2 separate regions of the Mus musculus genome follow, and region 2 is linked to region 1. A link is a loop called in an ENCODE intact Hi-C map of the cell type or tissue named here. Cell type or tissue: heart. All regions are shown on one strand.

Region 1 (2,500 bases):
GATGACGTTCCCTTCGTCTGCACATTAAAAGAAAAAGCAGGAAAAAAAACCCCACATATAAGCAACTCTGAAATCTGACTTCTCAATGTACTCTGGCATTTTCTTAGCAATGAGTATGGATGAGACGTAAACAAGATCCACACGGGACAAAACGGTGTAAAGATTTAAATCTTAGCACACAGGTAGGGTAGGTAGGAAGCACTACCGGCTATCCACACGACCATTATAATGCCTTACTCTGCGCGGACCTAAGCCTCCTTGGCTTTAGGCGTTAAGGACAACATTCTGCCCGTCTCTCAGTCGCGGTACTGCCCACCAAGCAGCCGGTTTCTCGGCGGCTGGGGACAGATGTCCCCAAGCCTGTCCTGATCACCCACCCGGGGCTGCAGTGCGTACGTCTCCTCCAAAGCCCAGAGAGACCCACAGCGGCGCTAGGACCGTGGGCCGGGCTCTGCACACAGCAGCCATCCTTCCAGTTCCTGCGGACCACAGCACGCCGTCTCCTCGCCCATCAGCTCCCCTCACTCGCAACCTTGTCACCGACGCGCCGGGCAACAGGCAGGACAGCCCGAGGAAGAAGGATGGAGAGAGATTTACAGAGCCCAGAAACCACACTCACCATCTTGCTTCTACCGGCGAGGCCAAAGAGACCGGAAGAGAAAGCACCCCCGCCACTTCCTGTGGATAAGCTTCCGCCCAGGAAACTACTTCCGGCGGGTCTTGGTGCAGCCCTATCAGGCCTCGGGTGCGGAGGTGTAGTCTCCCGGGCGAGAGAGCCAGGGAGCCGATTGGGCTGCAACACCGGTAGGGGGCGTGCCTGGCGCTGTGGCTCCGCCCTCCCCAGCGGCCCGCCTCCTGGTTGGAGAGGGTTTCTGGCGGTGTCGGGGCTGCTGCGGTGTTGGCAGTCCGTCTGGTTTCCGGTCCCGGGGCTCGAGGGGAGTCAGACACCCAGTGCGTGGCGGCGCCCCTGGCGGTTGTGCAGTGCTGGGACTGGGATCCCGATCCGGGAAAGCCAGCCTTCCCAGGTTCGTTTTGATGTGGCCGCTCGCTTGCCTGTATGGAGAGTTGGTGAGAGGATGGAGTCACGAAGTGTCTCGGCGAGGGTAGGAGCTTAGTTAGCTTCTGACTCGGGCCGACTCGATTTCACGCGGTGGTCATTCAGAGGCCAGTTGTTTGATCGCACTCAAGGAATCACACGCGGAACTTGTTAAATAACAGCTTCCAGCCAGCGCGCCGCCACCAGGAAATCTGACCCTTTTAGACTTGAGTACAGTTTGCAAGTCTGTACTGTATAAAACACTTTCCTAGATCATTTTGAAATAAGTAACCCTAGACATCCTTGATTAGCGCTAATGCAACTGTCTGTCCGCAATCCCAGTAGGAAACATGGAGAATATAGTACGAACATTGATGAATTGGGGAAAAGTCTCAGTCATACCATCTACATACTTTCTAAAACAAATGTGAGAATCGCTAGTCTATCACATTCAAAAATCTTAAGATAGTGGACAGCAGAACAAAGCAAACACCAAGGAAGCTTTTTGTTTTGTTTTGTTTTTTGTTAGCAAATCGTACCAATTTCTTCTAGGGGAGGGGAGTAGAAAGAAAAATGTATAATCCTTTCCACTCAGAAGTAGTAAACTGAAATCAGAGGAGGGAGGAGATAGGGCACACGGGAGAGAAAGCAAACAAGCATTCAAATGGTTGAACTGGACTATAAATAAGTCTTAGGAGACTGGGTGGCAAATTGCTATAAATTTAGTAGCATGAAGCAACACAGATTTAGTCAACGGGTGTAAACTTTCAGTTATGGGAAATAAATTCTAGGGTCCTCTTGCATTACTGTACCTACAGATAACAAAATTGTATCGCACACTTAAAATTGTATGGCCTCTGCCTCCCAAGTGCTGGGATTAAAGGCGAGCGCCACCACTGCCGGCCTCATTCACAGTTCTGCTGGGAAGCACAAGTGAGGCTTGGTTTGACTAAAATTGAAATGTAGTGCTGAGGTGTAGCTCTGCTCAGTCGCTGTTTAATTGCTGTCTTTCACCTTGCAGGCCAGTAATAACCTACCTTACGTTGTAGTACAGTTTTCTGTGTTCTTCTACTTTTAAGACCGCTTGTTACTACATTCACCCCACCTAGATAATTTCTCCATCTCAAGGTTAACTAACCTGAAACCTTAGTGCTCTCTGCCACCTCAGGATTTATCACGTCACTGGATGCTCTCGCTTGGAGTACTAAACAGCTCTTTTGGGATGGGGTCATGGAGTTGTGTCTACAGCATTGACTATGAAAAATGACATTAGTGAAGAAAGGGTAGGCTGGGCGTTAAACCACCAAGGAGCCCACCCTCAGAGGCAGGATGTCACTGACCTTATCCAAAGACGTGCCTACAGCTGAAGTTATCAGACAGTGAAATCATTTTTTCTCTCTAAAGTGAGTTTGTTCTTTGTGGTGTGCAGGAAATCCGCACATCGGTTTTTGTCCTGAAATTTAT
Region 2 (2,500 bases), 1.6 Mb before region 1:
AGGAAATACCACTATAGTCCCTGAAGATAATTCTGTCTATGACTAGAAAGAAATGTCTCCTTTTGGAAAGTACTGAATTCAATAGCGTATAACTTCTAACATCACTAAAAGAATATGGCTATTATACTAATCTTTAAAAAATATTTTACTAAGCAGCCAGCTTTGTCGCATCAATGGCTAATGTTTCCTGGGGGCAGTTTATACTTCAGATCTCAGGAATAGTGGGTAATGGGTGTAAACTCCTGTTTCACATAATGCTAATAATTTCTGTCTTTAGACACAACATCTAGTTGTACCATTGTTGCTTTTGTTTTCTTATAAGAAAACCCTGAAAATGCTAGAATCAGAACCATCAGATCTCTCAGACTCTGGATAATTTGTGCTTTGCTTTCGTTATTCTGTTATATACACACGTAGTTTCTTTGCAAGACTTTTTTTTTTTTTTTTTTGGATAGGTTCTATGTAGCTCAGGCTGGCTTTGCACCTGCAATACTTCTGTCCCAGCCTCTTGAGCGCTGGAATGGCAGGCATGGACCATCACATCTGGCTCTGGAAGACTGTGTTTAGACCATGTGTACATTTTGTGATGTATAGTTTAAAACATCCTCCTTAAATTCATTTAGCTTGGTATATAGTCATAAGCTAAGGGGGAAGGCCGCTCTGGGAACTCCTGGGATCTGTAGAATCCCAATTCTTCCGTCCCTCGGGATGCTGTGTATAGACTTAGCCTGCTGACCAAATGCCAGGTAAATTGTGGATCTTTACACTATCAATAGACTGTCTTCCGATCTTGGAGAAAGGAGTCTTCAAAAAAAACCTCCTCAAGGGCTGCAGAGATGGCTCCGTGGTTAAGAGCACTGACTGCTCTTCCAGAGGTCTTGAGTTCAATTCCTACCAACCATATGGTGGCTCACAACCATCCAGAGATCCCTCCGTGTCTGAAGACAGTGACAGTGTACTCAAATACAAAAAATAAATAAGTCCTTAACAACAACAAAAACAAACAAACAAACAAACAAAAGTCCTCCACTACAAAGCATAAAACCAAAATAAGAGACCTAGGAGATTCAAGATGTATATCTCAGTGGTACAGTCCTTGCTTGGGAAGTAAAAAGCCTGTGGTTGATCTTCAGTAGGGACAGTAAAATCAGAATAAAGAACAGGAAACGTGGTGAGTGGTATTACTCTAGGGATAAATGCCACAGGCACAGCAGAGAGAAGACTAAGGTAATATCCAAGGTTGGAGAGCCAGTATCAGGAGGTGGACCAAACTGAGCCCAGCTTGGTTGCGCCCCCTGCCCTCCATCAGCAGCAACTACAAGTTCTTTTGGGAGAAAAGTCTAGCATGTACTGGAAAATGGAATCATGATCCAATAAAGAATACTTTATATTATCAAAATCACAGGGAACTGTCACCACTACTAAGAATCAGAAGACAAAACTGATGGAACTCTATAATTTCTGGGAAAATTTATACTTAAATTGAGTGATACTTGGACTTTAGGTAGTGACTATCAGAAACAGAATAGAAAATGCCCATTGTACGGTGGAATGATTTTTTTGACCATGTCTCCGTGATACTGTGACCTTGGGGTAAAAGAAACAAAGAGAATGCCACATTCTCTCTGGCATTCTCCCTGGGATCTTTAATATATATATATATACACACACACACACATATAAATATATATATATAACACAAAGTTGTGAGAACTAACACAACAGCGGTAACCCCTGACTAGGAACTGAAATGACTGAGTTCAGCTGTGTTAGATGAACAGAGTACCAGAAATGAGGGGCACCTACTGTGCTTAGAAATTTGCACATGGGTCTCTTGTTTATTTACTGAAATTTAAAGTTTTAACAACCTTCGGGCAGGGCTCTGGGAAGCTTTGAATATTTTACTATTATCTATGGTTTTGAGGGGTTTTTAATATCTAATGTCACGGCATATTAAGAGGAGAGGAGGTAAATTGCCATGTTAAAAAGAAGAATTTGTTCTAAAGAAGCAACATTTAATGATTTCTTGTCTCCGTGGAAAATGATATGGTTTATTTTTCTTTTTTTTTTTTTTTTAAACAAGACAGGGTTTCTTTGTGCAGCCCTGGCTGTCCTGGAACTGGCTCTCTGTCGACCAGGATGTCTTTGAACTCAGACTCTGCCTCTTAGTGGTGGGATTAAAGGTGTGCACCACCATTGCCTGGCATTTTTATTTAATTTTTCCGTGTGTGTGTGTCTGTCTGTCTGCATGTCTGGGTCCATGTGAGTGTATGCACTTATAACTGTGCAGCAAGTGCCGCTATGTGCCACCCCCCCCACACCCCAGCCCTATAGTCTTGCGCGCGCTCGACTCGACCAGCAAGAACGACGCTGCAACAGGATCCTTCTGCACACGTTTATTGGGAGAGCTTGATTGCAGAGGCGAAAAGACTTCGAGCCCAGAGCTGGTGCTGCTTTTATAGGCCTAGGAGAGGCGTGTCTCATACCCGGATTGGTTATG

What was found. A loop is a pair of places that touch in the nucleus more often than their neighbours do. Peaks named below come from ENCODE experiments on the same cell type or tissue, not always from the same donor. Only the 100,000 strongest peaks of a DNase experiment are listed, where the experiment ranks them.
Region 2: it touches region 1 in a loop (4-fold over the local background); 5 of 42 quality-filtered maps call a loop at or near these places.

Annotation. Positions count from the first base shown.
Region 1 is chr15:5,114,804-5,117,303 of GRCm38, reverse strand. It overlaps Rpl37 (ribosomal protein L37), which reads right to left and starts at 691. Exons shown (of 4, transcript NM_026069.3): 1 at 620-691; 2 at 1-17. The coding sequence starts at 622. It also overlaps a transcript of Card6 not described here. In heart, CTCF peaks have their summits at 763 (motif pointing right) and 962; a DNase peak (open chromatin) is centred at 813; H3K4me3 peaks cover 2,087 bases; H3K27ac peaks cover 2,500 bases.
Region 2 is chr15:6,701,151-6,703,650 of GRCm38, reverse strand. No RefSeq gene overlaps it. Among named protein-coding and RNA genes, the nearest start is that of Rictor, 6.0 kb to the left of the region's middle. In heart, a CTCF peak has its summit at 1,297; no DNase peak of the experiment used is centred here.